Linked DNA regions of Homo sapiens: regions 1 and 3 are each linked to region 2. The links are chromatin contacts, found by Hi-C or POLR2A ChIA-PET in ENCODE. All regions are on one chromosome and are shown on one strand. Each heading gives the region's core, a stretch centred on a gene start or an enhancer-like site at or near the end of the contact. The rest is flanking DNA. Distances are from core to core; before and after follow the strand shown.

The links. Hi-C counts contacts between places; a loop is a spot of excess contacts on that map. ChIA-PET counts read pairs that join two places held with the same protein, here RNA polymerase II (POLR2A). Pooled maps may share reads with other maps.
Region 1: a loop to region 2 is called in a map with no recorded cell type, with 17 times the contacts of the local background. The contact joins the promoter of LCA5L here to the promoter of MORC3 in region 2. A Hi-C loop is called at or near these places in 1 of 37 single-sample maps with no recorded cell type and 2 of 50 pooled maps. POLR2A ChIA-PET finds 5 or more read pairs at or near these places in 1 of 52 experiments (HCT116).
Region 3: a loop to region 2 is called in a pooled map, with 11 times the contacts of the local background. The contact joins the promoter of EPCIP-AS1 here to the promoter of MORC3 in region 2. A Hi-C loop is called at or near these places in 1 of 37 single-sample maps with no recorded cell type and 6 of 50 pooled maps. POLR2A ChIA-PET finds 5 or more read pairs at or near these places in 1 of 52 experiments (A549).

What each region holds. Positions count from the first base shown.
Region 1 is chr21:39,443,910-39,447,073 of GRCh38, reverse strand. It overlaps LCA5L (lebercilin LCA5 like), which reads left to right and starts at 1,296. Exons shown (of 11, transcript NM_152505.4): 1 at 1,296-1,349; 2 at 2,873-2,939. All of the region lies in intron 8 of GET1-SH3BGR (GET1-SH3BGR readthrough), which reads right to left. It overlaps MIR6508 (microRNA 6508), which reads right to left and starts at 64; the gene lies at 5-64. It also overlaps a transcript of SH3BGR not described here. RefSeq lists a silencer at 1,126-1,385.
Region 2 is chr21:36,318,805-36,321,597 of GRCh38, reverse strand. MORC3 (MORC family CW-type zinc finger 3) reads right to left here and starts at 1,401. Exons shown (of 17, transcript NM_015358.3): 1 at 1,295-1,401. The coding sequence starts at 1,333. RefSeq lists a silencer at 818-1,277.
Region 3 is chr21:32,770,338-32,773,366 of GRCh38, reverse strand. It overlaps EPCIP-AS1 (EPCIP antisense RNA 1), which reads right to left and starts at 1,267. Exons shown (of 4, transcript NR_024623.1): 1 at 1,059-1,267. PAXBP1 (PAX3 and PAX7 binding protein 1) reads left to right here and starts at 1,612. Exons shown (of 18, transcript NM_016631.4): 1 at 1,612-2,041. The coding sequence starts at 1,699. RefSeq lists an enhancer at 956-1,945.

The sequences.
Region 1 (3,164 bases), core at 47-2,546, 3.1 Mb before region 2:
CTAAGGAGTTCTAGAAATGCATGGCCCACCAAAACTCAGGGTGGGTCATGCATTTCTAGAGGAAGAAATGGTGATATGGAGAGAAAGCTTGTCCTAACCCACTTCTACCAAAGTAGGATTAAAGTCAATTTGAAAAAAAACACCCGTTTCTCCTTTTATATAAAAACCAAATGCAGAAACTATAGAGAAATGTAATAAGCTTGACTCTACACAAATACCAAAATACACTGTAAACAAAATTAAAGGTAACTGACAAATTGAGGAAATATTTGCAACGTATATCACAAGCCAAGTTTTCAAGCATCAAAAGTCCTTACAAAACCCATTTTTACAAAGATGAATGTCAAGTTTTAAAATGGACAAAAGACAGGAAAATGCAAATCACACAATAAGGACAAATGGCACTCAAGATATGGGAAAAAGTCTATTCTTCCTACTAAAAAGGAAGTGAATACAATTAAAGATGCCAATTTTTGACAATAAAATGGGCAAAAAAATTTTAAGAAAAAAGAGAATTTCCAATGCGGGCCAAGTATCGGGACACTTACTGGAAGGCAGTTTCCCTCTACCTTTAGAAAGCCTCAAAGTGAGCATATGCTTTGGCCCTGCAACCTCGCTTGTAGGAATTTATCCTAAGGAAACAGTCAGGGGTGACCTCAAAGATTCATCTGCAAGGATATTCAACATGGCTTTGATGCAGGAAAAAAAGTAAATAAATAAAAGGAAACAATGTAAGTCTTCCTAAATTATGCCAAATTCCTATGCTGTCATTAAAAAACATCTATAACTCCATCATCTAGGTGATTTTGACTTTTGCTTTGGACTTGCCTGTACATTTCTAAATTCTCTATGCCAAACATGCATTGTTTTGTCATCAGATTTTGTTTTACAAAAAAAAAAAAAAAATCGTCTTTATGACAAGGGGTTAATAGGGGAACTGTGCTTCCCAGGAATTGACCAGGCGTCTACACCCACCTACTGACTCAAGTTACCTAAGACTGACAGAGCCTTAAGAGGTCAGGAGAGCGCCAGAGCGCGTGACAGGCTCCCTCGTCTCGGTGCGGCCACGCGGGAAGGCAGGGTCCCGGGCGCCGAACAGGGACGGCAGGAGGATCGTTTACAGACGTCTACACAAGAAACTCACTTCCCGTCACCGAAGACAAACGCGAGGCCACACTGACCTCCAGGCCCAAGACGCCCCTCCCCGCCGCGGCTCCTGCTGCCCGAGTGCGCATGCGCGCGCCCAGCCCCCGCAGGCCGGCGCTTCCCAGGAGGCCCCGCGCGCGGGTTTCCATGGGGACGCGCCGGCGCTGCGGCGTTGGCGCAGTCGTGGGAACAGCGCGGAGCAGGTAACGGCCCCGCTGCTGCCGTCGTCCCCCTCAGCCGGTTACCCTGTTACAGCCCCAGCTCTGGGCCCTTCCGGACCCTCCTGCTACGCTCTTTCTGGGCTTCCAGTATCGCCGGTCACTCAGTCCTCGCCCCTGCCTGCCTCGCTGGCGCCCCGCCGTTTCCTCCTCGCGGCACAGTTTGCCAAGGAACAGCTACCCCGGCTCGGCAGTGACCGGGCGCCCCGGCGACACACGTACTCTCAGGCCCGCTGGGCAGGGGGACGGCCTGGGCCGAGGTGACCTAGCGCTCCCGGGGCCGCGCCTGGGTCTGGCGAGGGGGCGGAGGCCGATCTCACCGCCGCCCCACCGAGGGAACTTTGGGGTTTTTCTATCTGAATCTTCTATCTGACCTCCGATTTTGCCTCTGCTTACTTGCTGTTTTGCTTTGGATTAGTTTTTCTTTCTAACCTTAGCGCTGGCATCTCCCTATCTCGTAGGAATCTAAATCTTTTGAAATGTCTTCTCTGTCTGTGTTTGTCCCCCACTCACCCAGCCTCGGGGCTCTTTATCCACACCCTCCCCTCAGCGTGTTAACGTTTCGTTGCCACACTTAAGCCAACGGTTAACTTTTTTCAGAGACCAGTTTTCACGGCTGAATGTGAGCTTGAGCCTTTTTTCTGTCTACACTCAATCCCTAGATGAACTCATCCAGTCGCCTGTACTCAGAGCCTATCTGAATTCCAGTGAGCCCCAAGTGTGCATTCCCAGCCCTCGCCCCTCCCCTGAACACCAGATCCCTGCATTTAGCTGCCTGCCACATCCCTACTTGGATGTCTACGGCATCTCAAACACAGCTCGTCCAAGATAGCGCTCAATAATTCCCCAAGCCAAGCCTGTCCTCCCACAATCTTAATCCATCATAGTTGCTGGAAATTCCATCCTCCAGTTGCCCGAGTCTTGCATCCTGTTTGAGTCCTGTTTTTCTCTTCCTCACCTTCAGTCTGTCAGCACTGCCTTCAAAATGCACCCAGAATAGATTCACAATTCTACCATTTCTCTCAACCGCCACTGTCACCACCTTGGTCCAGGCCCCCATCATCTGGTGCGTGGATTATTTTACTTGCTTCCTAATTGGTTTCCCTGAGTCTGCCCCTCCCCCACTTGAGCATGACAGTCTTAATGGTATTTCCCCGTTCTCTGTTATTTCGTATGAGTAAGTTTTTTAAAGGATTATATAAATTACAATTTCCTTATATAAATTACAACTTCCATAGGTAAAAGTGCAGTATTTTCAGTATGTATTTTGCAAATTGCAACTTTTAAACCGGGTCAGCAAGGCCATATAAGCATCCTGCTAACAAGCTAAAAATGTAAAGACACCCCTTAGCTTTGTTAGGTATAAATATGACAGTGCCCCTGGAACAGAACTATGGCAAGAGCTTTACAAGGGACTGTCCTGAAGAACAAAAGAACCCAGAGCCTTCTTCCCAGCGCAAAGACAGGAATCATGTAGGAGTTTAAGCTCTTCCTTTTTTATTTTTTAGAGAAGCACCAAAAGAGGCAAACTGAGATGCAGACAAATGATCATCCGTATGCTGATCATTTTGAATAGTAAGTACCTGGGTGCTGATACCGCGATCAATGTGACAGGTCCCTGCCCTCAAGGAGCTAAGGCCCCTAGCCAATCTCTCTTTTTTTGTTGTTTTTTTTTTTTTTAAGACAGAGCCTTACTCTGTCGGCCAGGCTGGAGTGCAGTGGCAAGATCTCGGCTCACTGCAACCTCCATCTCTGGGCTCAAGCAATTCTCCTGCCTCGGCCTGAGTAGCTGGGATTACA
Region 2 (2,793 bases), core at 152-2,651:
AAGTGGGGAATAATTAATGTTTACACTCAGTGGTTAAAAAAAAAAAAAAGAAAAAAAGAATAAAATTGTCCTCTATTTTCAAACTACTAAAGCCTAGCTCACTCAATAAGCTAGTTACATAACGAAAGGATGGACCTTTATCCAGAATACGTAAAGAACTCTTACAAATCAATAAAGATCCTCCCAAAAGAAAAACAGAAAATGGTCAAAGGATATGAATAGGCAATTCAAAAAAACAAAACAAAAAACCACAAAGACTAATACATGCGAAGAGCTCAACAACACAAACAGTCAAGGAAACGCAAGTAAAAGCAAATATCATTTCACAAATATCGGACTAGAAAAAATTTAAAGTCCGTCAAAACCAGGTGTTAGAATCTGCCTAAACGAATGAAAGTCCCAGAGCAATGCACCAATTATTCACTACGTGTTTGTACCCCAAGGAGTCACTACCCATTCGAATGTTAAAATTAGTGGCACTAGGGCAGTCATTCTTTGGCAAAAGTCAACAACCTCCAGAAAAGAGGAACATTTCAGCATAACATCAACTGCGCTCACAAGGTAGAAAAGTTTTTTAGGATAATCAGGTGGGGAAGCCACGCCCACATTTCCTGGACGTGAGATTTCAAGTTATCTTGTGTGACCGCTCCCTACGATTTAAGATACAAGAAATGTTCACAGGGTTTCCAAGAACTCGAAACGCCCCAAAACAGACGCAACGCGGGATAAAGAGGAGAGCTCGAGCTCAGCGATCTAGGGTCTGGGCCCCAAGGCTTCCACTGCCAAGGAAGCTGCAGGCACTGACAGGCATCAGGCACACTCATCCTGACTCCACTCGCCCGCAGGCAGGCCCGCAGCCCCGTCCCCCCGCCCCCGGGACGTCGAGGCCGCCGGCGTTTCTGGACGCGGAACCCGCTCCCTCCCACCACGACGCCCAGCGGACAGAAGAGGGTCAGGGGCCCCGCGGCCCCGAGAGCAGACCGATCTCCCGCCGAGGCCTCGCCCGCGGACGACAGCTGCTGGGAGACTAGGAGGGAGCTGGGAGGAGGAGCCGCGACCCTGGCCCGCCCCGAAGCAAAACAGAAACACAATGCAGAGGCGACGGAACGCAGCCCGGCCCGCAGCCGAGCTGTTCCGCCGACGGGAGCGAGATGGCCGCCCCCTCCCCGGGCCCCGCCGCAGCCCCCGCCGCCGCGTCGGCCCCACAAGCCGCCACCGCCCACTGCCGGCCCCCCTTCGCTTGCCCGCCCGCCCTCCTGGGACACGGCCCGCTCCACCCCTCGCGGCTGCTCACCGCGCTGAGGCGTATCCCGCGGGGTGGCTGCGCCGCCATCTTGAGCGAGCTACAAAGCCAGGAACGGCCTCCGCCGCAACCCGACTGGGAGGTGGCGGAACGACTGTGGAGCCCTATGGGTACCGCCCACTTCCGGGGAGGGGCGCACGTCTGGCCCCTCCCACCCACTTCCGCCTCCAGGCAATGCCGAATTGGGAGCTTGGGGAAGATGAATTGCCTGACTGGTTAAAGCAGGGTACAGTGGGAGCTGAGCTTCCAGCGCGGGGCCCTGCGGGCCTAGGGCGCATGCGCGAGGCGCGGCCGGCCCGTACCCGTCTCGACACCCAGCTGGAGCTCGAGACTCGGGGATCTAGAGTTTGAAGCCTGGCGCGAGATGCGGTATACCCGAGACCGGTGAACTCCAGTCACTTGACCTGGTCGGATGTGAATTGCGCAGAAAAAAGCCATTCCATATCCACCAGTGTCCATGTGAAACCTTAACGAAATAAAGACGGAAATTAATGTAGACTGTTTGGATTTGCCCTGAAAACTATCAATCTAACTCATGATTTAAAAAAAAAAAAAAGAGTTCTGGGGCCGGGCGCGGTAGCTCACGCTTGTAATCCCAGCACTTTGGGAGGCCGAGGTGGGCGGGCGGATCACCTGACTTCGGGAGTTCGAGACCAGCCTGACCAACATGGAGAAATCCCATCTCTACTAAAAATACAAAATTAGCCGGGCGTGGTGGTACATGCCTGTAATCCCAGCTACTCGGAAGGCTGAAGCAGGAGAATGCTTGAACCCAGGAGGCGGAGGTTGCAATGAGCCGAGATTGCGCCATTGCACTCCACCCTGGGCAACAAGAGTGAAACTCCGTCTCAAAATAAATAAATAAGAGTCCTAAAGGCATAAGGCCGGTGCAGTGGCTCATGCCTATAATCCCAACACATTGGGAGGTCGAGGTTGGGGGTTCACTTGATAGGGGTTCAAGACCAGCCTGGCCAACATGGTGAAACCCCATCTCTACTAAAAATACAAAAATTAGCTGGGCATATTAGTGGGCGCCTGTAATCCCAGCTACTCGGGGGGCTGAGGCAGGAGAAGTGGGTGAACCCAGGACAAGGAGGTTGCAGTGAGCCCAGATCGCGCCACTGTACTCCAGCCTGGGCGACAGAGTGAGACTGTCTCAAAAAAATTAATTATTTTTAGAAAGAGAAATTGGCTGGGTGCAGTGGCTCATGTCTGTAATCTCAGCACTTTGAGAGGCTACATTGCGAGGGTCTCTTGAACCCAGGAGTTCGAGACGAGCCTGGGCAACACGAGGAGACCTCATCTTTACAAAAAAAAAATTGAATTAGCTGGCAGGGCGTGGTGGCTCACACCTGTAATCCCAGCACCTTGGGAGGCTAAGGCGGGCAGATCACTTGAGGTCGGGTGTTTGAGACCAGCCTGACCAACATGGCGAAACCCCATCTCTACTAAAAATACAAAATTAGCCGGGTGTGGTGGCACATGCCCGT
Region 3 (3,029 bases), core at 18-2,517, 3.5 Mb after region 2:
GCGCGGTGGCTCACGCCTGTAATCCCAGCACTTTGGGAGACTGAGGCGGGCGGATCACGAAGTCAAGAGATTGAGATCATCCTGGCCAACAGAGTGAAATACAAAAATACAAAATAAATTAGCTGGGCGTGGTGGCACGTGCCTGTAATCCCAGCTACTAGGGAGGCTGAGGCAGAAGAATCACTTGAACCTGGGAGGCGGAGATTGCAGTGAGCGGAGATCGCGCCATTGCACTCTAGCCTGGGCGACAAGAGCGAAATTTAGTCTCAAAACAAACAAACAAAAAACCAAAAAAACACAACCCTTCATATACAGATATGGGCCGATCTCCAATCTACGGTAGGCTAAAAATGCAGCTTACACACCATCTGTGTAAAAAGGGGAACACATTAAAATATGCATATTTATTTGCTTTTATGTTCATGGAACATCTTTAGAGGATCATAAGAAACTGTTAACATTGCCACTGAGGAAGTGAACAGCCTTCCAGACATGGGTGGATTTTTTTCACTCTACCGAATACCCTTTTAATTTCGAAACATCAAAATGAATTCGCATGCACAGGTGCATGCCCGAAGGAAAAACTTCTAGTTCGGTGATGAGATAGGGAAAGCCGGTGAGTTCAACCTTAGGCGCAATCACCCTGTGAAGGTGTGGCCAGCGAGGGCTTTGTCACGCAAGTCTGAGAACTGTCACAACCTTCCCCACCCCCTGCTCTATTTTCCTTCCACTTGTTTCTGAAACTCACTAAGCTTTGGAAAGTATTTAGTCATAGAATTGCTTGCAAACTTGGCATTCTTTAGAAAACACGGAAACACTTTTGCTTTCCTTGTTCCTGAAAGACTGGGGAACGGGGGACATCAAGCCAGGTAACATTGTATCATAACTGAAATTCAATGTCTTTGAAGTAACATTGTACCATAAATGAAATTCAATGTCTTTGAAGTAACATTGTATCATAAATAAAATTCAATGTCTTTCTAAGAGCTCTGTAGCTATAAAGCTGTAGAAATACAAAGTATTACTCAAGAATAACTAGTAATTACCAATAGTCACACCTCAGGTCAAAGTTTGGAGAGGACTATTCCACCTACTAGATCACACTTTCCTTCCCGAAAGCCGCTTCTCTCTCTGGCCTCTCCCCTCCTCCTCCTCCCTCATCTGTTTGGCGGGAGGCTTCCTCACATTACCGCTCCGCGTAAGTGCGAAGACGCACTGCAGCAGCGCCGTCTGAGGGACAACAGAGCCTACTCTTTCTTCTCATCTCTATGATCCTCTTTGTGACCTGTCAAACAACACCAGAGTTCCATGCTAATAGTACTCCACTCCGACAGAGAGCGATGCAAAGAGCCGACGCTCTCGCGAGAGGTGTGGGGCTCTCTCTCTCTCTCTCGCTCTCTCTCTCTCTCTCTCTCTCGCTCTCTCTCTCTCTCTCTCTCTCTCTCTCTCTCTCTCTCTCTCTCTCTCTCTCTCTCTCTCTCTCTCTCTCTCTCTCTCTCTCTCTCTCACTCTCTCTCTTTCTCCAAGTATTGAGAGCGCGTGGGAGCATAGGCGCATGCGCGCTCGTGGGGTGCGCGGTAGCAACAGAGGACTCGACCCGGCTGGAGCTCCGGAGAGCGCGCGTGCGCCGTCACGAGCTCGGCGCTGCCGGGGCCGCGGTGTGGAAGCGAGTATTCGACCGCCGTGCGGGCCGCGGGGATGTTCCGAAAGGCCCGGCGGGTGAACGTGCGCAAGCGGAACGACTCCGAAGAGGAAGAGCGGGAACGCGATGAGGAGCAGGAGCCGCCGCCGTTGTTGCCGCCGCCGGGCACGGGCGAAGAGGCGGGCCCCGGTGGCGGCGACAGGGCCCCTGGCGGGGAGTCGCTGCTGGGCCCGGGGCCGTCGCCGCCTTCCGCGCTGACCCCGGGCCTCGGGGCTGAGGCCGGGGGCGGCTTCCCCGGCGGCGCGGAGCCCGGCAACGGGCTGAAGCCGCGCAAGAGGCCTCGCGAGAACAAAGAGGTGCCCCGGGCCAGCCTGCTCAGCTTCCAGGACGAGGAGGAAGGTAAAGTGCGCGCTTCGGACGCCCTTAGACGGCCGCATCCCCGACGCAGGCCCCCGTCCCCCGCCCCCGTATTCTCTGGACGCCCAGCCCCGGAGCCCTGGAACGGAGTCCCCTGCCGTCCGACCGGCTGCGAATCTTCCCCAGCCTCCGGCCTTCTGCTCGGGCAAGGGACGCGTTCCCGCGCTGCCCCCAGCCTTTTCTTAACCACCTCCTCTGCCACGGGGCCGGAGCTCAGATCAGGCATTCAGAGTGTTTCAGGGGAAATTCGGTGTTCCCTGTCCTGCCTCTTTTCTGCCTGGCGTGTTTCAGGGCCAACTTGGTGTGGGTCCCCTGGCTGCTCTTGGCATGCTTTCCGAGCCCTCTGCAGGTCACTGCGCCCACACTTCTTGGATGCTCTGTCCAGGCATCCTCGACCATGAAGGCCGAGTTTGTAAAAAGGAATACTAGGAGAGGGAACAGAAGCCTGGAGTTGCAGCTCTGGTTCTGAGTGACCTTGGGCCAGTCCCTTGCAGTCGCTGAGCCTCAGTTTACCCATAAAAGTAATTAGGGGTAGCAGATACCCAGCCTTCTTCGCACTGACTTTGGGAACAGTGAAGCGAGACGGTGTAAAAATAGTAAAAGCAAGGTAGTTTCTCCAATTCCTGTGGGAGGCCAGGCTGCAGTGGTTTTAGATTGCTGATCTTAAATGAGCCTTAAATCTTTTCTTCTGACCATTTGAATGTGCATAACCCAGTTAATTCCATGTTACGAAAAAAGAAATTAAGTTTTGTAAATCTTGCATTTTTATTCGAGAGGTTTCCAGTAAGGTAGGTAGTTTATCTTTGGCATTTCTGTTACTCTTTATTTGGTTTGAGAGGAGTACAGACAGATTTTTGTTTTTGAGATACATGAGCTATTTTTTTTTAAGTATTTAGTACTTTTAAAATTTCAAATCAAAGAAAAGTGATTTGCCCTTACCTTAGCTTTAAAACCACTATGTCAGCTTGTG